5 separate regions of the Mus musculus genome follow, and regions 2, 3, 4 and 5 are each linked to region 1. The links are chromatin loops, found by intact Hi-C in ENCODE. Cell type or tissue: left cerebral cortex. All regions are shown on one strand. Region 1 holds the start of Ggt7 (gamma-glutamyltransferase 7). Region 2 overlaps Myh7b (myosin, heavy chain 7B, cardiac muscle, beta). Region 3 overlaps Gss (glutathione synthetase). Region 4 has its middle 10 kb from the start of Mmp24. Region 5 holds the start of Gss (glutathione synthetase).

Region 1 (5,000 bases):
CACATTTTCTTTACCCCTCTCTGGACATGAAGAGATAGATTCTCAGCTCTTCTCGGGACACTCTGCTTCCCATAATCCCTGGCTATGGTGAAGTTCTCCTGAAGATCTAGACTCCATCCCGCCTGCTGCAGTCTCCTACTTGGCTTTTCTATCCTGTCCTCTGTGGCTAGAGAAAAGCTTTTACTAGGTGACCACAGCTGTTCTTTAGGCTCTCCCCTCCAGCATCCCTTTTTTCTCAATAGGTTCTTCCTAAAAGGTAATCATAATCTCTCCTGCTGCAGTCCTTGCATCCCCTCCCGTGTCGCATCCTACGCCTCCAAGGCAAAAATACCCCCTTTCCCACCAGACAGTTAACAGGGCTGAGGAAGAAGGGGAGAGGTCCAGGATGCAGAGGATGAATGAAGGAGATGGGAGATTGGAAATGGATGCTCAGAACAGGAGGAGGAGGACCAGGACACCAGCCCCCACCCTCAACCCCCCAAGGCGGGGCAGGGATGGGGCCAGAGGGCCTCACCAGTATCCGGGTCTCCCAAGAAGGCGTCCTCGTCCTTACGGCCCCTCAGTGGGGCCGCAGGCGCTGGCTCGTCCTCCGGCAGCCTCGGGAAGCTGGTGATGCTCATATAGTCCACTGGTGAGTAGGCGCCTAGGGCGCTCTCCTGGCTAGCCTCGTTCTCAGCCGCCATCCTCGCCCTAACCCCCAGCAGCGCAGCGCCTGCCGGAAGTGGCAGTGAAGAGGGGGGTGCGAGGGCGGAGGGCGGGGTCTGAGCTCCTGGACAGCCGGGAGGGGGCGCCCCCACCGTCAGCAGTGTCCTAGTATGACTCGCCCCCGCCTGCTTAAAGTCTACTGATTGCAGCCTGCAGGCAGGTGCAGGAGGATGGGAGCCCAGAGGACAGTGGAAGGTTGCCAGGATGAAGACGCTACTCTGGGATCCTCAAACAATCCCTGGCCCTTCCTCCTTCCAGTCTGAATCCAGCCCAGATTCCATATGCTTCTAGAACCACAGACTGACTTTTGAGCGCAAATTTCTCTTTGATTTCAGATCCTCTTCGGACCACTCACTTCCTGGACTCCAAATTTCTCTGTGGTCGCCAAGATTCCCCTCTTCTGATCTCAAACTACTTTTCCGACCCCACTAAGACTACTTACTCTTCATACCCGCAGTGTTCTTTTTGACTTACGACTCTGACTTCATTTCATCCCAAGATTCCTTTTCAATCTCCAACCCCTACTTCATCCTGACTGCTTTTTCACCTGCAGGCCCCTCTTGAACCTCTCTTTTGATCTCACACTCCTTCCTGTGCCCTCCCTCCCCCAGATTGCTCACATTTCTCTTTTAAACCCCAACTCCTTCTGGAACTGCCCTGATGTATCAGCATAGGAGATTGGCCCTTCCTGAAAGCCCACCCCCAACTTTAAAATCTTTAGAAGCAAATCCTCAGATTCCACTCCAGGAAAAGCGATTCAGTAGGCCAGAGCATGGCCTTTGGAACCTTAATATTCTTTGGCATTTTAAAGAATGCTTGATGTGGTTCTGAAGTTAAAGTAAAAGAAGTAATAATGGTGTGGTAGAGCAGGGCGGTGGGATGGGAAGGATAGACGGCTAAGAACTTAGGAAGTAACTCCTTGGTAGAGTGCTTGTCTGTGTGAGGGTTTGACACACAGCATCAAAAGAAGAAAAAAGGAGAGGAGGAGGAGGAAGAGGAGGAGGAGGAGGAGGAGGAGGAGGAGGAGGAGGAGGAGGAGGAGGAGGAGGAGGAGGAGGAGGAGGAAAGAAACAAAGAAAGAAGAGGGGAAGGTAAGAAGGAGAATGTGTTTCTGTACTTGCCAAGCCCATCTCTGGAACCACTCTCCTAGCTCCAAGAATGATAGTTATAAGTCCAAACTTCTACTATTCAGTCCACAAGTAGGGAGATGGGATTGGTGAAGCTGTGGACACACAATATTCCTTTCTTTCCTGGTCCCTGGCTCCAGGCTCAGTGTGACTTGAACTGTTTTAGCATTTACCATGGATCATGGAGCTGCAGTGCTACTTATAGACAGCAGGGGGCAGCAGTAGATAGGGAACAGTTGCAGGAGAAAGGTTTAGGAAGAATGGAGGGTCAGAGCTGGGCAGTGGAATTGGGAATAAGGGATGGTGGTCTTCAGATCAATAGGCAAACTTATTTATGCCTTCTTCCCCATACAGAGGTTCTTATTGTTGGAGTCTATAGCGATCATTGTTTCTGTGACTCCTTCTATTCCAATGAGAGTTTTGTCGCCAATGAGATCTGTGTGGCCTGAGTGCTGTCCACTCCGTCAGTGTATGTAGAAGGCCCTCAGTGAGGACTGAACCCTCTCATCGGGGTTCAGATATCTTTAGTGAAGTCTTTATCTCCTAGAGGAAAGCCTGTTTCTTAGCCTGGTAATGCCATCTGCATCCTATAAGCAGGGCTTTTCCGAGGGGTCTGAGACCTCCAGAAAAAGCTCTGCCTTCTTAATATAGTTTGTGCAATTTCAATGAAGTGTGTATTTGTTCAGAGGGGTTGATGTCTCCTTGAGAAAGTATCTGTTCCCTCGCTGAGACCCTTGTCTATTCTACAAGGTCTGTATGTGCTTAGTGAGCCTTAAAACCTCCCCTCAGGATTGGGTTGGCTCTGGATCATATGTCTGAGCATGTGTTTTTCAGTTTAGGGTGGGCTAAGCATATGGTCAGTTGGACAAAGATCAGTGTAGCAGGTGAGTTGATGGGTCACAAGCCCTAAGTAGACATTAAATGGCAGGAGCTGGCTGCTTCAGACCTCAGATTCACTCTTGTAGCTAAATAATTAAAGATCCTTGTTTTGACAGTCTGAATTGTAAGATGAGGTAGTCCTTGGTGATAACTGTAGGAAGGAAGTGGAGGGTGTCCTGCTCGGCTTCCTTTTGGGTGAAGAGGATAGAGGGACGCCAGAGGGAAGTAAACTCAATTTGTGGCAGATAGGTGTGTACTTAGGTGAATTAAAGAATGTAATTTTTCCTCTTTATACTTGTATTATTTTATATTGCATAGACCTTGTATTTTAAGATCTGGCTTTCTGTTTATGTTAGTAAAAACAAACAATACAAGAACTCAGATCTGACCATAACTTGATCTTTATCTGCTCCCCGACTTTGTGACATTTCCCTTCCTTTTCTGAATTTACCTTTAGTGCTAAGAGAATTTGTGCGTTTGGAGCCAATATCTGAAGGATCCTCCTCGTCTTCACTTAAGAGTCTTGTACTTTACATCAGGATGGAGATTTATGGAGGCAAAAAGAATGACATGTCCTAAGAGGTGGGAGAGAATCAGAACGAGTTAGCAGGAAGGTTCATATTGGGGATCTGTGCCCTCAAGGTCGCGGAGGAATTTTTCCATGGGAACGGAATAGGGGTGCTGTTCGGTGGGAGACTGTGGAGTGTCACCCAGAAGGAACTGTACTGCACTTGGCTATCCAACTCTGGAGTGACAGGATCACGCAATCAGACCACGGTAATTGCACAACGGATGACACAATGCCTCTTATTAGCCAGCCTTTCATGTCTCAAGCTGCGCGGCGCCGTAACCCAACCCTTGTCACTCCAAGACCCTAACTTGGTCACTCCACAGCCTTGCCTCCTCTCGTGTCACATCCAGCCGGGCTACACCCCATCACTCCACGGGCCCGCCTCCTCGCCTGTCACCTCTGGCCCCGCCCCTCCACTGTCATTCCAAGGCCCCACCCCTCTCCTGTCATTCCCTGACCATTCCTTCTGCTTTCACTACGGCTCCACCCCTTCCGGCAAGACAGCTCCGCCCTTACCCCTTGTCTTCAGCGGTTTTTGCTGACCCCGCCCCTTCACGCACGGCCCTACCCACTATTGGATGCCTAGAGCACGGCCTCTAGCCTCAGGCTCCGCCCTCACCCGAGGCCCCGCCTCTAGGGTCGACCTGTTTTCCCCGCCCCGGCACCCGCAGCGACCGCAACGGCGGACAAGGTGTTCGGAACTTGATGCGATGGGGCTTCCCGAGGAGCGGCGCAAGAGCGGCAGTGGAAGCCGGGCTCGTGAGGAGACCGGCGCCGAGGGCCGGGTGCGGGGTTGGTCCCCGCCGCCGGAGGTCAGACGCTCGGCGCACGTCCCCTCTCTGCAGCGCTACCGCGAGCTGCACCGGCGTTCTGTGGAGGAGCCACGGGGTGAGGCTGGGCCCGAGCGACTCTTGGGGGCGCCAGTGAGCAGAGGAGCGGGAGTCCGAGGGAGATTTACCGAGCTCCGTTAGAAAGGGAGGAGATGGAGGGTCCCTGAGGGACATGGAAAAGGGATTCGAAAGAGATGGCGTTCTGTGAGAAGAAGGAGGCATCTGTGAGGCGAGACTTCCTAGAAGTTGGGGCACTCTCTGGCGACTTGGCAGTTTTGGGAGATGCGAGTTTTCACGAGGAGATGCGGGTTCCGTGAGAAGAAGCGGGGATCGGTGAGGAGAAAGTTCCCTGAGAGAGCCCTCGAGGTGAAAGGAAGGGCTCCAAGGAGCAAGGGTGAACCTTGAGGGAAGGAGAGCCCTGAAGAGAATCACCTTTGCCTCCAATTCAACCATGCCTCCCTCAGACCTTTAACGAATGCACCCATCTCGTTTTGCTCAGCGTCAGTGCAAGTCTGTTTCCCATCTAGGAGTCCTGCCTCTGTGTAAAATGACAGCAATCCCAATACACAACTGTACGAGTTGTCAGTATGCCGATGCTTTGGTTGTTTTGATGGTATAGTGAACAAAACAAGACGGAGTGAGGTTTACCACCAAGCCTGTTTGTTTTGTTTTGTTTTGTTTTGTTTTGTTTTGTTTTTTTGCTTAAAAAAACCAAAATTGGATCTAAATTCTAGTAACTCAGAGTCTGAGAGACAATTCTATGCCTTGACACGTTCTTAAGTGTCAGGACAGTTTAGGGTGCAAAACCACGATCTGGCCAGGCCTTTAATCCCGTGCACTGGGGAGGCAGAGGCAGGTCTTTGTAAGTTCAAGGCCAGCCTGCTCTAC
Region 2 (5,000 bases), 100 kb after region 1:
GTCTTCCCAGAGGAGGAGGAGCTTTGGTGGGCTGGGCCGCTAAGGAGAAAAAACTCTAGTGTGCCCCTAGTGCAGATGTGGACAATGAAGAGATTCCTGAGAAGGCAGAGACAGGGTTGGGCTTGGAACACAGGAGACTCTAGTGCTGACCCCCTGCCTCAAACCCTCAAGATGGTGCTTGCTTCCCCTCCCTCTCTAGCATCTCCTAGCTAATCAGTCCAGGAGAGCTAGGTGTATAGAGTGCTCCAGGAGAGAATGTTACGATTAACATTACTAAATATGTAGGTGGTGACTAACATACACTGTCCCACTGACTACCCTCCCAATGCCCCCACCCTTACTCTGAAAGACCACACACCCTCTGACACTTTCCTTCTCCCTCCAGCAATTTCTGGCGACAAAGACAGGGGTAAGTATTGGGCCAGCTGTGGGGTAGACAACACTTATGGGGTCCTGGGGATGTCCCCTTCTCCATGATCTGCTCTGGCCCTCATTCCCGCTGCCACCAGGGCACCCTTGAGGATCAAATCATCGAGGCTAACCCTGCCATGGAGGCTTTTGGCAACGCCAAGACTCTGAGGAACGACAACTCCTCCCGTTTTGTGAGTGGGCGCAGTCGGGAAGTATGTGGTTGGGGGTCAGGGGAGGAGAGTCAGTAGCTGGGGGGCCCTGGTGGAAGGGACCCTTGACAGGACTGAGGGTGGCATGGTCCCTCCGCTGCAGGGCAAGTTCATCCGCATCCACTTTGGTCCCACTGGGAAGCTGGCCTCTGCGGACATTGATAGCTGTGAGTCTGGGAGAGGGCAAGAGAGGTGTGGAAGGAGGGACAGAGGCTGAACCAAAGAAATCCATTGGCTTCTCTCTGCTCTGGCCATTTCTCTCCATCACTGATCAGTTCCCAATTGCGCCCACTTTACCCATCATACTGGCCCCTGGTCTCTACTCTCCTGCTCTGTCTATAGTCTGAAGGTGACCATTTCCTGTCCCTGCTTCCAAGCCTCCTCTGAGGAGCTAGAGAGAGGACTCCTGAGTAAAGTCCTTGCTGTGCTTTTCAAGGACGAGAGTTCAGATCCTCAGAACCCGCATAAGTGCTGGTGGCCCACTGGTAATTCCAGCCCTCGGGGAGCAAGAGGCAGGGAGTCTTTTTTTTTTTTTTTTTTTTTTTTGGTTTTTTCGAGACAGGGTTTCTCTGTGTAGCCCTGGCTGTCCTGGAGCTCACTTTGTAGACCAGGCTGGCCTTGAACTTAGAAATCTGCCTGCCTCTGCCTCGAGGCAGGGAGTCCTAAAGCAAGCTGCACAGTAAGAGAGCATCATCAGTGAGCTCTGGGTTCAACAGAGAGACTTCTGCCTCAATATATATGGCTGAGAGCAATGGAGGAAGACACCAGGGACTCCCACAGAGACAGACACAAGTCCCACCCAGTGACGCAGATCCTGGGAAGGCACTTTCCAGTATAGGCCTGCCTGTGCACAGTCATGGGCACCGCCACACATGCCCTGCCTCTCCTGGCTGCCACTTTTCTATCCTTACACCATACTGGGGTCTTTGCCCCGGGAAAGTAGAGAGACCACAGGCTAGCACCCCTTCTCTGCAGATCTCCTGGAGAAGTCGCGAGTGATCTTCCAGCTGCCCGGTGAGCGTGGTTACCATGTCTACTACCAGATCCTCTCAGGGAAGAAGCCGGAGCTGCAGGGTGAGGGTCAGGATGGGAGGTCAGATCCCAAAGACACTGCCTGGCTCTGGGATGGGTGTTCACCCTCTCTGCAGAGGCGTGGGGCACCTCCACTCTCCTGGTAACACACAGCCTGTTTGTACCCACCCTCTTCTTCCTACTGCTTCTGATTATCACTAAGCCCTCTTTTGCTTTTTATTTATTTTTGGAAATGGTTGTTACTGAGGGGGTGTCGGCCGCAGAGGTGTGTGTGCACGTGCACATGTGCGCATGTTCCTATGCTAGGGGAAACAGGTTCCATTGTCCTGCTAAGACTGCAGCTGCCTATCCTGAGACTAGAACTCCCACCCAGCAACAAGGGAACCTGGTGGTAATCTATATCCACTGTCACATTTGAAAGCCCTTTGAAGGCAAAGCATGGTCTTCCCTTGTCCCGGTATCCAGCTGAGGATCTGGGGTAGAAAGATGACTGAGCAGTGGTCAAATGATGAGGGAGTCTTATGGACCGAGTGAGGGCCATTCCCCCAGAGAACTGTAAAGAAAGGGACTCATGCCCAGACATGCATATAAACTTTAAAAATGAAAAGGGGCGGGGCTTGGTGGTATGCAACTTTAGTCTATGTACCCAAGAAGCAGAAGCAGTGTGAAGCTAGCCTGGTCTACATAGTCCCAGCCCAGCCAGGGCTATGTAGAGAGACCTGTCTAAACAAAATAAAATAAATATGCTAATAAATAAAATAAAAATTTGAAAAGAGCTAAGTACAACTCAGTGATAGAGAACACTTATCCAGGAGGCACAAAATCCTGAGTTCCATCCCAATTATGCACAAGCACACATGCGCACACATGTGCACACTCATACATATACCCTTACACACTCACACACATACTCTCACACACTCGCACATATACTCTCACACACTCATACACTCTCACTCACACTGTCTCTCCCACACTCACACAACTGTAAAAAAGAAGCAGCCAGCAGGTCATGCCTGTAATTCCAGGACTCAGGAGCTGAGATCAGAGGATTGTGAATTACGACCAGCGTGGGCTACACAGAACCTGTCTCAAAAGAATAAATAAAAATAAATGATGAAATAAACTAAAAGCCTTGTGTAGGGATTACAGAGACCAGAAGCTCAGGTTACAGAGAAGCCCTTATAGGCTCAAGACTCTCTCTGAGAGACCCCTGTCCTCGGGGGCCCCCTGGTGGGCAGGAGAGGGAAGGCAGCCTGAGGCTTCCTCCTGACTCCTCCTGGGCCTCCCTGTCCATAGACATGCTGCTCCTGTCCATGAATCCCTACGACTACCACTTCTGCAGCCAGGGGGTCACCACTGTGGACAACATGGATGACGGCGAGGAACTTATCGCCACTGATGTACGATGCTCTGTGGGGGAAACGGGGTGGGCGTGGGGGTGGGAGGGGGCACCAGGCTGGATTCCCATGGGTTGGGTGTGTGTGAGTATATGCACTGGGTCGAGACCGGGGAATTAGTATGAGTGGGGTGGTCCTCGGCGAGACTCTCAAGGACTCATATTTCTCTGAGCCTGCTTGGTTCCTTCTACATCAGCATGCAATGGATATCCTGGGCTTCAGTGTGGATGAGAAGTGTGCCTGCTATAAGATCGTGGGTGCTCTCCTGCACTTTGGCAACATGAAGTTCAAACAGAAGCAGAGAGAGGAACAGGCTGAGGCAGACGGCACTGAGAGTGAGGACCTCTAACCCCAGTCTGACCTGGCCTTTACCCTGGAAACTTTCCCAGACATTCTCCTTGACCCTTGCCAATAATCTTTCATCTCAGTGTTCTCTGTTCCTGTCTGAATTCTAGACCCTCCTAAAGGTGACAATCTTCAGGCCCCGATTCCTCTTAACCTTCCTCTTTAAACCCCCAAGATGTGACAACAGACCCCTGACCCCCAAGTGCCCACGTTGTTGCCCTTATCCAAGCCATGTTCCCTGCCAGGTGCGGACAAGGCTGCCTACTTGATGGGTGTCAGCAGCGGGGACCTCCTCAAAGGTCTCCTGCATCCCCGGGTTCGTGTGGGAAATGAGTATGTTACCAAGGGCCAGAGTGTGGAGCAGGTGAGAAGGCGCCAAAGGCTCGCTCAGGGACAGCTGAGGCGGGATCCCTCTCTTGCCGGGTCCCACCCGACCCTGCCGCCCTGTATCCACAGGTGGTATTTGCCGTGGGGGCCCTGGCCAAGGCTACCTACGACCGGTTGTTCCGATGGCTGGTTTCTCGAATCAATCAGACCCTGGACACAAAGCTCCCTCGACAGTTCTTTATCGGGGTCCTGGACATCGCTGGTTTTGAGATTTTTGAGGTGAGAAGAGCTCTCAACCACGGCAGAGGCTGATGGGTGGGTGTGGGGGACCACAGCTGTGCTCCCCACGCCCTCCAGTCTGCATCCATCAGGGGCCTGCTGATTGGGGCTCTGCCACCCATAGTTTAACAGCTTCGAGCAGCTGTGCATCAACTTCACCAACGAGAAGCTGCAGCAGTTCTTCAACCAGCACATGTTCGTGCTGGAGCAGGAGGAGTACAAGCGGGAGGGCATCGACTGGGTCTTCATCGACTTCGGCCTTGACCTGCAGCCTTGTATCGACCTCATCGAGAAGGTCAGACCTAGGGTGGGGACCTTGCCGGAAGTTGTGCGTGCGTGCGTGCAGGCCTGGATAAGCTGCCTATCAATGTGTGGTTGTGATTGATGTGGCTATTAAATATGCATTGAAGTGAATCACTATTCCCGTTCAGTTGAGAAGTGAAGTTTGGGGCTGGAAAGATGGCGTAGGAGTTAAGAGCACTTGCTGCTCTTGAGGAAGGTCTGGTCAGTTCCTAGCACCCACAACAGGCAAGCCACAGCTGCATGTAACCTGAGTTTCAAGGTATTCAATTTCCTCTGGCCTCCATGGGCACACAAACTCATGCCGGCACATACATATGCATACAAATAAACAAACACTTATTTTAAAAAAGAAACATAGATTTAGTAAAATATTGGGTTCCCTATTTCTAAGGAGTGTAGATACCAAAATGCAGATTCAAATGTCTTAAAGGAAAAAAAAAAAAAAACTTAAGCCGAGTGAGCCATGGATGTTAGTTAATAGGGCACAGAGATGCCAGCCTGTTCTACACACATAGGCGGGGAAGGGGATCCGAAGTCAAGCCACAAACTCTTCTCTCCCAGAAAGTGGGTTCCTGGGTATACACACGTGCCTGACTTCTCCTGTACACGGCTGGCTTGTGGACCTGAAACAGCTCCCAGAGGGAGTTAGGCTGGAGAACAAACGTCCAAGGTCCCAGCCAGCATGGTCTAGCCT
Region 3 (5,000 bases), 67 kb after region 1:
TGGTTTCCAAACTTCAGATCATTATTATTTTTTCCCACATCCAACCTGCCACCAAGGAACACATCTGAAAAAAAAATTGGTCCCTAACAAAAGTTTTCCATCAAAAACTTAACCATAGATATAGCATGTGTGTGTACGTGTGTATACGTGTGTACATACATATATGTGTATACGTGTGTATACATATATATACATATACATGGTATATATACATATGTGTACACACACACACACACATATATATATACACACACTGACAACAGAATCACAGCATCCTTAGACCTCAGGCAACCTCATTTTTCAGATGAAGAAACTGAGGCTCAGAGAAGGAGGAGGGCTTTCCTTTGGCCTGCCAGACAGAAAGCAGCAGAGGCAGGATTGGAAGGCAGTTCTCCTCACTCCTTTCCTACTTTTTATGTCCTCTGAGGGACACCTGCTCCCTATTCCACCAGGTTAACTTACACAGCACCAATTCATGGCTCCCCAGCCTTCCCATCCCATGCTTTTCACATCCCTGACCCCCAAGACCTCAGCTCTCAGTACCTAGACAGTGTTTGCTCCAGGAAGGCTGGGTTCTGGCTGACAGCATCCACCAGTATGTTGAAGTCCATCTGCACAGCATAGGCCTGCTCCAGCAGAGCACTGGGTACTGGTGAGGGGAAAAGCGTGAATGGGGCATACGTCACCACCTGATCAATGAGAGAGAGAGAGAGAGAGAGAGAGAGAGAGAGAGGGAGAAAGGGAGAAAACAGCTGTGAATGTGTCATCTTCTCACATGGATCTAAGGCACACAACTGCAGGGCAGTGGTCACTTCACAACGGGAAGAGATAAGAAAACAAAAACAGCAAGCAAGGGTACAATGGAGCTTCAGGTTCTGTGACAGTTCCACAGGGTTTTCTTTAAATGAGAGGCATATAAAATAAAGACTCCCACAAGAATTATTAGGTACTTACTGCTTGCCAATCATTGTGCTGAATACTTAAATGAACGGGTTCATCATTAAATTCTGTGAGGAAGGTGTTAATGTTATTTAAACTTAGCAAAGGACTTGAGTTAGAATATACTCAGGTGCTGGTGTTTGGATGTGAACCAGGATGGTTACTGAGCCACTGGAACACACTCAGACTCCACGCTCACCATATAACTGCACTCCCCTCCTGTGTTCCTGACTGACTGATGTTGAAGTCTGTCCCCATGTCAGGAGCTCACACCAGAGGCCCCTGGCCTTCTCGTTGGGGTAGGGGGAAAAGGCTCCTGGTAGGAGATGAACTGTGGCTCTCGGACTAGAAGGCAGGAGTCTTGTCTGTCCTTGTCCTTGACTCCAGTTAACAGGCTGGCATTTAGTTATACCCTGGGTTCTTTGGACTTTGATACAGGCATGAAATCCAAGTATCATTTAAGACAGTTATTCTAGAATGGAGATATGCCTCCTGAGATTTCCAACAACCAACGAACTGGAACTTGGCAGATAAAAATATACCCTGTTACTTGAATTATTTACCCTCTCAGTTAATATCAGTTTGCCATTATGGTAGGTTGGGTTTATGGTGGTAGAACTTTCTCTTTATTTTTCTCTTTTGTTGTTGCTGTTGGGTTTTTTGAGGCAGAGTGTCTCTGTGTATACAGCCCTGGTTGTCTTGGAACTCAACTCTGTAGACCAGGCTGGCCTTGAACCTAGAGATTCACCTGCCTCTGCCTCTGAGTGCTGTGATTAAAGGCGTGTGCCACCACTGCCCGTCTTAGAGCTTTTATAATATTCTCTTTAAAAAAATTACCTTGAGCTCCCCCTCTTCTCATCTTCTCTCTGTGTGCGCCTGCCCCCTTCGCTCTTTCTCTCTCCCTCCCCTAACGGCTCCTCCCCCTCCCCCATGGTGACTTCCCTGGCCTTGGTCCTTGGGGCCAATGAACTTGCCCATCCAGGAGCAGGTTCCCAATAAATCTGCCTTTTATATAATCTTTTAAAAAATTACCTTGAACTATATACAAACAATCATACATATTTCAAAGGAGCTCTAAACAGCCAGGTGTGGTGGCACATGCCTTTAATCCCCAAACTTCGGAAGAAGAGAAAAAGCAGATCTCTGTGAGTTCAAGGGCAGTCTGGTCTACAAAGTGAGATCCAGTATAGTCAGGGGTAGGTAGAGAGACCCTGTCTCGAATTAAAAAAAAAAAAAACCAAAAAAAACAAATAAATCAAAATAAAAGAGCTAAGGTACATAGTGAGAAGTATGTCTCAATCCCACTTTGGCTTGAGTCACCCAGTCCTCTCCCCAAGACAAATACACACACACACACACAGACACACACAAATATATGATTTCCTTTTTACACATATAGAAAGGTTCTGTCTCAAAAAATCTAAAAACAAAACAAAACAAAAAACCAAAACAGGGGCAGGATTATTACAGATCACGTAAAAGGTGACCAGCACCCAAAGTACATGGCTTTAAGACACAGGAAACTGCCTCTCTCAAGTCCCACCCAATCTAAAACATTGCCAGAGTTTTTCTGCCAAGACTTCTGTCTGTCCCGACCCCAGCACTCATCATACCTATTTGAATTTAGGATGGCCAGCACACAACTGTCCTCTGCTGTCCACGGGCTGAATCACACAGCTCTCACTTTTTAGAGAAAACAGTAGCACACGTATGACAATAACACTCTGTTTTGTCACCAGGGAACAATAGGAACAGTGAGGTGGGGGACAAGCAACTCCCAGATCACATGATGTTTGTCAGTTTGAAGACAGGGTCTCACATAGAGGAGGCTGGCCTCGCTGTAGGCTAGGCTGAGCTTAAGCCTCTTTTTAAAAAATATTGTATTATATTATATTATATTATGTGTATGTGTTCCATAGCTTTATAGCATGCATATGAAATGAAGTTCAAAGGACAATGTGTGGGAACTGAGTCTTTCCTTCGACCACTAGGTTATGGAATCAAACTCAGGTCCTTAAAGTTCAGCGGCAGGTGCCTTTGCCCACAGAGCCATCTAGTGGTCCAGTCTAGAACTTCTGCTCCTCCTGACTCCATTTCCCAAGTGCTGGAATTACAGGCCTGAGCTACCACACCTTCCCAGTTTGATTTGCATAGATAAACTGAGTAACTTTTTATTGTTGTTGTTATATTTATTATATTATTTGCATGTGTGTATGGTGTATATACTTGGCAGTGTGGGCAAGTGCATGTATACTGAGAGTTGGGTGTCTTGCCCTCTCCACCTTCATTTTTTGAGACAAGGTCTTTCACTAAACCTGAAAGTCACAGACTGGACAGGCTGGCTAGCCAGTGAACTCCACAGATCTGGGGTTGCAGGTGTCTACTACTGTGCCAGGGATGGATTCTGGGGTCTGAACTCAGGTTCTCATGCTTGCTCATGGGTACTTCAAAAAATGACCCAACCTCCCCAGACCCTACTGTTTTAGTGTTGGTCCGGCCTTTTTTAAAAGAAAAAAAAAAATGCTGGTATGAAGATGGCTCAGTAGTCAAGAGCACCAGTTGCTCTTACAGAGGCCCTCAGTTCAACTCCCAACACCCACATGGCAGCTTCCAACCGCCTGTAAGTAGAGTTCCAGAGGACCTGAAGTTTCTTCTGGCATCTGTAGGTAGTGCACATACATACACTTGGGCACACACATAAACACATAAAATAAGAATAAATATTTAAAAATAGAAATGCTGCTAACTTTTTTTTTCTTGAAAAAGGGAAGAAGACAACACTAACAAAAATGTAAAGATGGCTTGCCTCCGAGGGAAACGGCGGCTGGGGGAAGGAGTCTTACTCTACACTGGATATGCTTTTGGACAGTTCACCTAGCTCATGTGTTAGCAGTTCAAAATGAAGTCCCTGTCTAACGCTGCAGGTGTCAAATCTTAAACCCTCACGGGGCTGATCTGCTGCATCGATCTACAGGGTGAAGGTCACAGTCCCCTCTGCCCAGAATCAAAAGGTCAGATGGGCTGTCTGACTTCACCTGAGTCCACCCATTGACCAGCCCTGCCTTTCAGCTGCATTCTTTGAACATTTTTGCCCTCTCCGTACTTTGGGGGTGTCCCCCATTTGTCTTTTTAGCTCAGTCTGTCTATCATTCACCATTTTACCTCTGATCAAAATGAATCGCTACTTCTATCGGGTGTCCCAAGAAAGACCGGCAGGGTGGGAATGTGCAGAGCCTGCCTTGAGAGCCTAACTCCGTGGGATTAGAGTCCGGCTCTGCCAATCTTCCCACGACCTCAGTGACCTCAGTCGGGTTACTTAACTTCTCCGAGCTGAGATTTCCTCATCTCTGTGGCTGTGAAGGTTAAATGAGTCAGCAGTTCCAAAGTAATTAGAATAAAGCCCGACACACAATGAGTGTTCAATAAATGACAGTTAACTGCACACTGCATGCTGCCTGCGCCTCCCAGTCCAATGACATTCCTTAAATTTATTCTCTGTTACAGACTCCAACTAAACCCACACTCCAAAGGTGAGAGCCTCTGGCTGAGAGCCATGTCAAGACCGCCCTGGCATAGAGCAGGGTGTGGTTCGGAATAAATTCACGGGGCGGGGGGGGGGGCGCAGAGAAAGGGAGGGCTAGAAAGAAAAGAAAAAAAGGGGAGAAAGAAGTGGGATTGGGAATGAAAAGAAGCAGCAAAATACAGCAAGGCTGATCTAGTAAGCGCCTTTGCACACAAAGAGGGAGAAAGGGCTGACTGCAGAGGTATACAAGACAGCAAGCACAGCCACTCAGAGACGAGACAGGAGAGTAGGAAAGTATCTCAGGATGTTGTCAAGCTGGTCTCAAATTCATGCTTTTAAGCAATCCTCCTGCCTCATAAGTGCGACTGAGCCCAGGAGAAGGAGTATGATACAGAGAAACCCTGTCTCAAAATGCCAAAGTGTGTGTGTGTACGCACTCGCACACACACCTTTGATGTACCAATGAGTGTTTAATCTTTGTATCATAAAACAATACTATTGAGTGTTACCATTAGGGGAAAGTATGCCTAAGAGTAAG
Region 4 (5,000 bases), 250 kb after region 1:
AAAAAATCAATGGGGAAATTTTAAAAATTCCTAGAGCCAAATGAAAATGAAAGTACAGTTTAGCAGAATCGTTGGGGTCCAGTTAAGATCATTCTAGAAGGAGCACTCGAAGCCCTGAGTACATGCTTTCGTCAAACACCTGACTTGACCTCAAGTAGATAATAAGCTGATCCTACAGGGTCTCTGAAAATGACAACAAGTCAAACTCAAGAGCAGCAGACGGCAAGAAACAATGAAGTCCAGCACGCCAGCCATAAAATGGGGTGGGTGGGGGAAGAGCAGCTATAGAATTAATTGATCAAACAAAGAAAAATGAAACCTTTGCAGGAAAATGAAAATGTAGGTCTGGAGAGATGGCTCGTGGTTAAGAGCACTGAGTTCAAATCCCAGCAACCACTCACAACCATCCGTAATGAAATCTGACGCCCTCGTCCAGTGTGTCTGAAGACCGCTACAGTGTAATTACATATAACAATAAATAAATCTTTGAAAGAAAAAAAAAAGAAAAAGAAAACGTAAATCATTATGTTAAGTGGAATAGACCAGATTCTGTGCCCGCCCCCCTAGCCTTGAGTGGGCTGAATCAGACCTCATTTCTGCCACAGTCGGCTAGCCCCCCTAGCGTGGAGTCTTCCCACCTAGGTAAAGTCTATTGTGAACCCACCACCTGCTGAACAGCCTGAGCTTGCTTTCCTGACAAGATCCTGACGAAGCAATGAGATCCTGGCAAAGTGGGGGATGGGTCTCCCCCCTTTAAATTCAAGACCTTACAATTAAAGATTGAGCCTTGATCAGAAAACTTTGTCTTGCCTCGTTATTTCTCTCGCCATCTTTCCCATCCATCCCCAGCTTTCCTTTCAGGAACCCAGGAACCCGTGGCCACTGGTGGCTACAAGATTCAAAACTACAGATGCTTTGTGGTTCTCCCATGAGCAGAAGAAGCTAGATTTTAAGTGTGTGTGTATACTTGAGAGAGACAGACAGACAGACAGAGATACAGAGATACAGACAGAGAGAAAGAGAGACAGGGAGAGACAGAAAGACAGAGAAAGAGAGAGACAGAAAGACAGATACAGAGGGAAAGAGAGAGAGAGAGAGAACTTAAAAGGAGACCATGAGAGAAGTAAGGAGGAATCTTTAAGTGCCGGCAGGTTAGAGAGGTGGCTCAGTGGTTAAGAGCATCGTTCTTGCAGAGGACCAGGTTTTGGTTCCCAGCACACACATCATGTGTGCTGACATCTCTGTTACTCCAGTTTCAGAAGGTCAGACTCCCTCATTCAGCCACCACTAGCTCTGCTGCTCATGGCACACAGATGTACATGCAAGCAAAACACCCATGCACATAACATAAAGATAAATAAATCCTTACAGGGGTGGGGTGAGAGGGTATTGGAGTGCATGTGGCTTGGAGTGGGAGGAGGGGACAGTTGGAAGAGGAGGAAGTAGAGCAGGAGGAGCAAGGAAGGCAAAGGGGGAAGAGGAAGAAACCAGAGTAGAGGATAAAGACATGTGGGAAATGCCAGAGTCAAGCCCATCACTTTGTGTGCCAACTTTTAAAAATGGCCAAAAACTCCATTATGCCAAGTGAAAGAAGCCAAGTTTCAACGTTCTGCCTTGAGTCATTCCTTGACCTGCTGGGAAAGGCAGATCTGGTGAGGTTAGATAGGTGTGGCCAGGGCATAAGGGGGAGAGGGAGGCTTGAATTCAAATGACAGAGGACATTTTTGGAGAGTGAACGTCTCTACAATTTTATTGCGTGGCTACATGTTTCTAACGCTCTTCTCAGTATCCTACTGTGTTCCCCAAACAGAAACCTCACTGGGTATGAATTAACCAGCTGTCTCCCCGCATCACAAGGACGCAATCTCTCCAGGTGCCGCGGGCCGAGATATATTTTTCAGTATAATTTTGGGACTGGCTTCAACAGTGTTAGCTGCTCCTTCCCTCACCTTCCACGGGACCTGAAGTCTCATCTGGTGGCATTCATTCCATATACTCTGGTTACCCCTTCTCTATGGGGACGGTCCAGCTCCTGCTCCACTGGGGATGATGTGAAAATACAGTTCAGCACTTCAGTCAGGATGTCAGGTTAACTGTAATCATGGGCGGGTGGTGAGCAGGCCTCTGAGGGGCCAGGACCCAGCAAGGGGAAGGCGTGGTGGGAGGAGACCAGAGTGTCGCAGACAGGACGCTGGACACTGCCACAGAAGCGGGCGATGTTCAGGGAACAGGGAGGAACTTGTGACATGAACACACTGGGTTGACCTCACAGCTTGGCTCCAGGCTGGCTCTGGGCATGGGCCAGTCTCTTTCTCAGCTTTAATTTTCCACTCTTCCAGATCGGTGCAGTCCCTAGTCACAGCAGGCTCAGTCCTCAAACCCACGCCCTCCTAACTGACGCTACCGACACTGTCTTGTGCAGCATGACAGCCTCTTTAAAGCTATGTATCTCGATTGATTCAGGGGAAAGAGCATTAGACTCCCCCCCCCCCCCCACTCCCACAGAAGTAGAGAGACCCAGAAGGTTCCTTGATTTGTCTGAAAGTCACCTTTTGAGGACTGCGGCCTGGACCCCTTCCATTCCTTATGTTTTGCTGCCCCCTACTGGACACCCAATTGCAAACAACAGTTCTATAGTGGGCTTCTGTTTATTTATGTAAAAAGTATTCATTGATAACCTATAGTGTGCTAGAGACATTCAGACATGGTCTGAACCCATGGAAAAGATGAAACCACACAAATGATTACTTAATTACAGTTATATGATCTCTGTGAAGTACGAGATCTAGGGTACAAAATAGGGTGTGTGGCCTAGTCCAGAAGTTCAGGGAATCTTGCATAAAGTGGAATCCATAGGAAAAACTTACTGGCTGGCAATGGAGAAAGCTAAGGCCATATTAAGGGTGCTGCACAGGTCTCTAGGATGAGTATAGAAGAATCTGGAATGCGGTTGAGACCACTTAGGAGGAGATGAGATTTTGAGTGACAAGAACAGGAGCTTGGCTTGGTCTGCTGCAGTTGGGAAATTCCACGAGGAAGGAAAGCATAAGGCTAGGTGAGTGGCGGGGCTGAGGATGTAGTAGGTTGGGATCTACACTAGCACCCTTGGGGATAAAACTTTGGGGCTGTCATGTGTGCAGAGAGAGTGCAGGTAGTATTTTAACTGCAGTGATGGACGGACACATAGAATAGGAAGAGGGCTTCTAAGCATCCTGAGAAATCCCTGCAGTTACGGTGAAGAGATAGAACCAGTGAACGAAAACTCAAGGGAAGGCCCAGAGAGTTAAGGAGAATAAACAGCTTAAAAAACAACTCAAGGTAGACAAGATGGCCCAGCAACTGAAGGTGCTTGCTGCCAAACCTGAGGACCCAAGTTCAAGTCACATAGTGGGAGGAAAGAACTGACTCCCCACAAGTTGTGCTATGGTATGTTCCCATGCACAATTAAATAATTAGGTGGTTTTTTTTTTTTTTTTTGAGATGTAGAAGAGCCAAGGGAGTGAGTGTGACTTGGGTGAAAAGTTCAAGGGCAGCTCATCAAAGCAAGTCACAGGCAAGTTCTTCCTTCATAGGCCATGTGGAAAAAGTGGGTTTAAGGTGGCACTCAGGGTCTGAGCCAGTCTCATGGGCTGTGGCTTCTTCACTCACATGGGGCCCCACAGGGTTTAAATGTTCCACTTCTACCATTTTCAAATGCTTAGATTTGAACTCACTTTGTAGCCAATGATGACCATTCCCCTGATCCTCCTGCCCCCCTCCCTAATGCTGGGATTAACACACACACACATATGTGTATAAATATATGTGTGTGTCTGTGTATATATATATATATATATATATATATATATATATATATATATATATATGTATGTATGTATACATACATACATATATATAATGGTTTTTTGAGTAGCCCTGGCTGTACTGGAACTCACTCTGTAGACCAGGCTGGCCTCAAACTCAGAGATGAGATGCTCCCTCCTGCCTCTGGCTCCGGAGTGCTGGGATGAAAGGCATGCACCTCCATCACCCAGCTACAGGTTTATATTTTAACAAGAGGCTCTGAGTTCTCATTTTGCATTGGGCCTTGTAAATCATGTACCAGGTCCTGCATGGAGACAGATGCAAGGCAGAGACCCAGGCACGATGGCATCTGCCTGTCATCCCAGCACTCTGGAAGCTGAAGCAAGGGGATCACAAGTTTGAGATCCTGTTGCAAAAAAAAGTTCTATTTGTTTTTTTTTTAATTAATTGAGGATATATGTCTACACGAGATAGTCAAAGACCAGTCTGGGCTAACTGAAACCCTATTTCAAAAAGAAGAAAGAAGCAGGTGGTGGCACACGCCTTTAATCCCAGCACTTGGGAGGCAGAGGCAGGCAGATTTCGAGGCCAGTCTGGTCTACAGAGTGAGTTCCAGGACAGCCAGGGCTACACAGAGAAACCCTGTCTTGAGAAACAAAAACAAAAATGAGAGGGAGGAGGAGGAGGAGGAGGAGGAGGAGGAGGAGGAGGAGGAGGAGGAGGAGGAGGAGAGGAGAGAGAGAGAGAGAGAGAGAGAGAGAGAGAGAGAGAGAGAGAGAGAGGTGGGGGGAGGGAGGGAGGGAGAGAGAGAGAGAGAGATGCATGAAGTAAGGACATAGAACAGTCGACAGAGGGACTGGAGAGACAGGTCCACTAGCTGCTCTTCCAGAGGACTTGAGTTTGAGTCCCAGTACCCACATGGTGCTAACAGCCATCTTTAGCAATCTTTCCAGGGGATCTGACACACCCTCCTCTGGCCCCCTCAGGCACTGCACACACACATGAGCCACATGCATAAAATGAAGGCACATAAAATAAAAATAATTCGCTCTTTTTTTTTAAGTTGTCAGTGAAGGTTTTCCCTCTCAGTCAGAGGACTCTAGCTTGTGTCCAGTTAACAAAAACAAAACAAAACAAAACAAAACAAAACAAAACCAAAAACAAAAACAAAACCAAAAAAAGCAATAAGCTACATA
Region 5 (5,000 bases), 76 kb after region 1:
TCTTTTCCTGGTCAGGATCTTGCTTTGTCACTCAGGCTGGCCTCCAACTCAGCAATCCTCCACTCTCAGCCTCCCAAGCACTGGTCTCACAGGCAGGCATGACCACACCCAGCTGAATAGTTGACTAATTAAGCTCTCTGCTTTGAAGGTGGAGGGGCTTGGAGCTGGCTTTGTTGAGGACTCCCTGGCTGAGGGTCTTTAATGGTGGGCACATGAGCAGGAAGGAACCAAACAGTGTGTGTGACTCAGGCTCACTCATAACAACTCACTCCTCCAAGAAGTAACTAGGCCTCAAAAGAGCGACCTCAATAGCTTCCAAGGGCAGCTTCCTCAGTGATCTAGGGACATCCCACAGGCCTCACCTCTTAAGGGTCCCACCACTACCCAAAATCACTACACTGGGGACCAAGCCTAACCCATGAACCCATAGCTGAGTGCTAGGCTAGGAACTTGTTCTGTTTGTTCCCACTCCACAAGCAGTGGGAGGCCTGTTAGAGGTTGTATGGAAACCCAGGAACAGGGCCAAAATAACCCATGGCTCCAACATTAGAGCAACTGGACCTCCACTAGTCCCATCTCTCCACAGATGTCTGTCCATGGGCTTCTGCTTGGCTGACAAGACTGTTAAACGGCTGGGAACTGGCAACCCAGAGAAAGAGAACACATTAAAAATAATCACTACAGATGGGCATAGTGGTGCAGGGCTGTAATCCCAGTACTCAGGAGGTGGAGGCAGGAGAACCATGAGTTTGAGGCTAGCCTGGGCTACACAGCAAGTCTCTGTATCAGCTGAAGCAATGGCTCTGTGGGTAAGGTGCTAGCCACACAAACATGAGAAGTCTATCCTCGGCACCCATAAAAGATGGAACACAGTAGTGGGATTGAAGCCAACATCATGCCCCATAGCCTTCAAAGCAGAGAGCTTAATTAGTCAACTATTCAGCTGGGTGTGGTCATGCCTGCCTGTGAGACCAGTGCTTGGGAGGCTGAGAGTGGAGGATTGCTGAGTTGGAGGCCAGCCTGGGTGACAGAGCAAGATCCTGACCAGGAAAAGAAGTAATGAAACTTGTTAGCTCAAATGCTGTTGGAGATACAGCCCTGGCTGGCCTGGCGCTCAGGCTAGGCTAGCTTTGAACTTGCAGTGCTGGGGAGATCATGACAGCTGGACATTTGCAGCTTGCTGGTTAGTGAATGCGAGTGAGCTCCAGGTTCAGTAAGGCCCTGTCTTTAAAAACAAAAAAAATAAGGTAGAGGGCGAAGGAGGGGGCTAGCAGGTAAAGAGCTCAGACCCCCAATTATGCACATAAATCCTGGGCAGATAGTGAGCAGGCTATAATCCCAGAGGTGCAGAGAGGAAGTGCACTGATCAGGGAAGACACCTGATGCTCAGGGCACCCTCACATACAAACACTGACAGCACATCTGCATCTCACACACACACATACATACACACACACACACACACACACCAGTGTTTGGGTGTCCATGCATATTCATGAACAAAAACACTATACTAGTAATAACTAGACAATGCTAACTGGGCCCCTTGTTTTCCTTTCTACAGATTTAACTGTTCTGTGACTTGTTTGGCTGGTGACACTCAAGTTTGTATTTACACAGCAAGTTCTTTCCTGGTTTTCAATCTAGAACACTCCTCCTGCTCCCTGGGGCGGTCCTCCTCTAATGAGTCTCACCCTGACATCCCAGCCTCACGTGCACTTTTCTCTTACAGCCCATTTCTTCCAGTCCTGTGGATTCTGCTGACTAAATGCAGCGCTTTGAATTCCCTCATGTCTGCCTCTACTGCCAACCCACTCCTCTTCCTGGGCACTTTCAGAGTAGTAAAGGCATCTTAAGTGACTAAAACACACCAGCCTCTCTCTCTTACTTTCAGATCTTGGATGATGACGCTTTCCTGCTTTCCTCGCTTTCCTGCTTTCCTCGTGGCTTAAAGGTTCTCCCACTGAGCTACATCCCCAGCCTCTGTACCCCCAACTCTTGATTCTGTTTTGGAAGCCATCGCCGGATTTCTCTGTCCAGGTTCGTACCTCTATCATAAAAATAGCATTTGCCTTGATACTTCATTGAAGGTTAAATAAGTAAGTGGTGAATGAATCACGAAAAACTTTAAAACGCCCACACAGAAATCCCGTTGGACTTTAATCCCCTGGGCGAGGCGAGTGCGGGCTCAGGGCCTCGGGCTACAACACAGTCGCTTGTCCTGTCTTGTCCCCGTGATGGGCCCCGTCCGCTCCCCATCCCTAGACAAAGTTTGTTCCTGATCTCTCCCAGTTTTTGATGGTGGCTTGTTTATTTTCCCTAGAACTCTGGCTCTAGCCTCGCTAACAGTGTCCGAGCTGGGAACCGGCGATCTGGAAATCTAGGTTCAGCACGCCCAGCACAAGCCCCTCACTGGACACAAGTTTCCCGGTGCTCGCCGCGTTCCCAGCCACCGCGTCATCTGCCCGCTCGCCGCGTTCTAATCGCTCTCAGACCCCTCCCTCACCGCTCTCCTCCCAAGGAAACTTGACCCTCGCCAGCCGCCGTCGCGAAGCCCCGACTTACTCGCTCGTTGTCCAGCTGCTCGCCAAGCTCAAACTCCGCACGCCGTTACCCGGGCTCGGGGGGCGGGGCTTCGGTACGACCCAGTGCGCCTGCGCAGACCGCCCCGCAAGGCTAAAGAGGAGGGGTGGGGAAGGAGCCCTGTGTTTATGGAACTGGACGGCGGCCGGGAAGGGGCATTACATGAGCAGTGACCTGGGCTTTAAGGAATACGTCGGTACTCTAGGGAGAGCCTTGGTTGTGGCTACAACGGCGGGATGCTACCTGTTAGCTTAGTTCCCAGAGAGTTAGAGCTAGTGGCACGCTGTGAGATGGGGACACTCAAAGGCAGAAGAGAGCGTCGCATCCTCTGGGAACCCAGAGCAAAAGTTCTCTTAGCCACCCCTGTCTTCAGCCCCCATGGGGCTGTTTGTAAATATGCAAGTTCATTATCCTCTTCCCTCTATACAGACCCCTCATCCTCTGGCAACCTACAGTAATTTAACTTTGTTTTCCCTAGACTGTGAGAGGTTGATTCAAAATCTGAGTTATCTTGTATTAGTCAGGGTTCTCTAGTCACAGAACTTATGGGTAGTCTCTATATAGTGAGGGAATTTGTAGATGACTTACAGTCTGTAGTCCAACTCCCCAACAATGGTCAACAGCAGCTGTGAATGTCAGTCCAAGGATCTAGCTCAGTCCCACAAGGCAAGCAGGGCAAAGAAGAGCTAATCTTCCTTCTTCCAATGTCCTTATGTAGGTCTCCATCAGAAGGTGTGGCTCAGATTAAAAGTGTGTGCCTGGATCTGGGACTTGCTTTGTCCCAGATGACCTTAAACTCAGAGGTCTCCCTGTCTTAATCTTCTGGAATTCATAGTCACTAGGCCTCAAGATCTCCATGCCAAGATCCAGGTCAGAAACTTGTATCTCCCAGTCTCCAGATTAGGATCACAGGTGAACCTTCCAATTCTGGATTGTAGTTCATTCCAGATATAGTCAAGTTGACAATCAGGAATAGCCACTATATATACCTGATTTTAAAAAAAGATGTTCCTTTCTGATAAAAATTTTCCTGAAATGAATGTATCTGATCAAACCCTAGGGAATTATGCCTAAGATAGCAAACTCCTAATTGGTTTGGTGTAAATAAAAGGTGGGCTCTAGAGTGTGGGGCAGGCTGTTAAGAGCTGGCCTCAGGAAGAAACCTTGAGGCTGGAGATTTAGCAGAGACAAGACGCCATTCTATATATTAGGTACAGACAGACATGATCCAGAGTTAGCTGTAAGTTGGTGAGGCTCCAAGCCATCGCTGTGAAGGGAAAAAAGGGGAGGGGGAATGTCAAATTGAAGAGAGATTTATGAAGGAGAATTTCTACTGACTGTAAATCAGTGGCCTAACCCAGGGACCAAAATCCTTCCAACTCTTTAGATAAAGCAGGTGCCTCTCTCCAGTCTAGGAAGGACAGCCCTCCAGATGTCTCGTATGAATGGGACAGAGTTGGCAGGGAGGTGATCTGGCTGTTGCCAGAATAATGTTTGTGGTCTGATACCTTTTTCTTATTGCTTCTATAATGACCAGGTAGGAAGCAGCTGCCCCGACTGACAGACAAAAGTCACTGTATTAACCAGAGGTAAAGGTAGCTATTTCTGGTACTAAATGAATTACAGTACGCAGGGAGTAAGTGCTGGCTTGTACCTTTAATTCCAGCCTTTGGAAGGCAGAGGCAGGAGGATCTCAGTGAGTTCTAGACCAGCCTGGTTTACATAACCAGTTCCAGGCCAGCCAGAGTTAGTTAGATCTTATCTCAAAACCAAAACAAACAAAAATGAAATTATAATAAAAACAAAAGCACCAAGGCCCAGGACTCTCTATACAGCTTCCTTTCTTCTAAGATGGATCAGCAATGGTCTATCTGGTGATTATGGGTGACATTTGGGGAGGACCCAGATGTTAATGGCCCTTTGGCTGGGTCTCCTCACATTGTGGGAGGTGAAGTGGCTTCATTTCTGTTTTGTAGATATGGCAGCTGAGCCTGAGAGGTGATCTAACTTGTCCAAAGTGACCTGGTTGATAATAAGAGGGAATGAAGGACTTGCCATCCCGGGAAATCGTAGCCCCTTCCCGCTCCTCTCCTTGGATGATTTACTGCTAAATTTTAGCACAACTGTCTCCTTGTCTGTCACTCAGACGTCACCATCACATGACCACCCCTGTCTGTCATTGTCACTCAGATGTTCACCACCACCACCCCTGTCTGTCACATGAAGGTTTTTTTTTTTCATACCAGTCATCAGTGCATGGAATTACTTCTCTTTGTCATTTCATCTCCTGAATGTGAATTCCCAGCACCTACCTTGTTCACTCCCCCTGACAGGTCCATGGGACAGGAAAAGATGGAGAAGCAACTTCTACAACAAAACAGGTTTAACCTGAGAAAATATCAACACCTCTAGGTCAA

What was found. Peaks named below come from ENCODE experiments on the same cell type or tissue, not always from the same donor. Only the 100,000 strongest peaks of a DNase experiment are listed, where the experiment ranks them.
Region 2: a loop joins it to region 1, with 8 times the contacts of the local background. A loop is called at or near these places in 41 of 42 quality-filtered maps.
Region 3: a loop joins it to region 1, with 6 times the contacts of the local background. A loop is called at or near these places in 31 of 42 quality-filtered maps.
Region 4: a loop joins it to region 1, with 19 times the contacts of the local background. A loop is called at or near these places in 29 of 42 quality-filtered maps.
Region 5: a loop joins it to region 1, with 4 times the contacts of the local background. A loop is called at or near these places in 28 of 42 quality-filtered maps.

What each region holds. Positions count from the first base shown.
Region 1 is chr2:155,514,115-155,519,114 of GRCm38, forward strand. Ggt7 (gamma-glutamyltransferase 7) reads right to left here and starts at 732. Exons shown (of 15, transcript NM_144786.2): 1 at 515-732. The coding sequence starts at 683. Acss2 (acyl-CoA synthetase short-chain family member 2) reads left to right here and starts at 3,929. Exons shown (of 18, transcript NM_019811.3): 1 at 3,929-4,170. The coding sequence starts at 3,993. In left cerebral cortex, CTCF peaks have their summits at 771 (motif pointing right), 2,037 (motif pointing right) and 4,191; DNase peaks (open chromatin) are centred at 119, 783, 2,041, 3,820 and 1 more place; H3K4me3 peaks cover 3,124 bases; H3K27ac peaks cover 2,743 bases.
Region 2 is chr2:155,617,139-155,622,138 of GRCm38, forward strand. Myh7b (myosin, heavy chain 7B, cardiac muscle, beta) reads left to right here. Exons shown (of 42, transcript NM_001085378.2): 8 at 386-409; 9 at 510-602; 10 at 724-787; 11 at 1,596-1,694; 12 at 2,952-3,055; 13 at 3,249-3,387; 14 at 3,643-3,761; 15 at 3,854-4,003; 16 at 4,128-4,298. Among named protein-coding and RNA genes, the nearest start is that of Mir499, 3.2 kb to the right of the region's middle. In left cerebral cortex, a CTCF peak has its summit at 2,884 (motif pointing left); a DNase peak (open chromatin) is centred at 2,887.
Region 3 is chr2:155,581,345-155,586,344 of GRCm38, forward strand. It overlaps Gss (glutathione synthetase), which reads right to left. Exons shown (of 13, transcript NM_008180.2): 3 at 544-689. All of the region lies in intron 3 of Gssos2 (a long non-coding RNA gene), which reads left to right. Among named protein-coding and RNA genes, the nearest start is that of Gss, 9.0 kb to the right of the region's middle. In left cerebral cortex, a CTCF peak has its summit at 2,994 (motif pointing left); a DNase peak (open chromatin) is centred at 2,999.
Region 4 is chr2:155,762,614-155,767,613 of GRCm38, forward strand. No RefSeq gene overlaps it. Among named protein-coding and RNA genes, the nearest start is that of Mmp24, 10 kb to the right of the region's middle. In left cerebral cortex, a CTCF peak has its summit at 2,624 (motif pointing left); a DNase peak (open chromatin) is centred at 2,587.
Region 5 is chr2:155,590,129-155,595,128 of GRCm38, forward strand. It overlaps Gss (glutathione synthetase), which reads right to left and starts at 2,682. Exons shown (of 13, transcript NM_008180.2): 1 at 2,566-2,682. It overlaps Gssos2 (a long non-coding RNA gene), which reads left to right. Exons shown (of 5, transcript XR_001783522.2): 4 at 1,895-2,040; 5 at 2,324-4,398. In left cerebral cortex, CTCF peaks have their summits at 2,757 and 2,957; DNase peaks (open chromatin) are centred at 1,797 and 2,613; H3K4me3 peaks cover 1,521 bases; H3K27ac peaks cover 1,585 bases.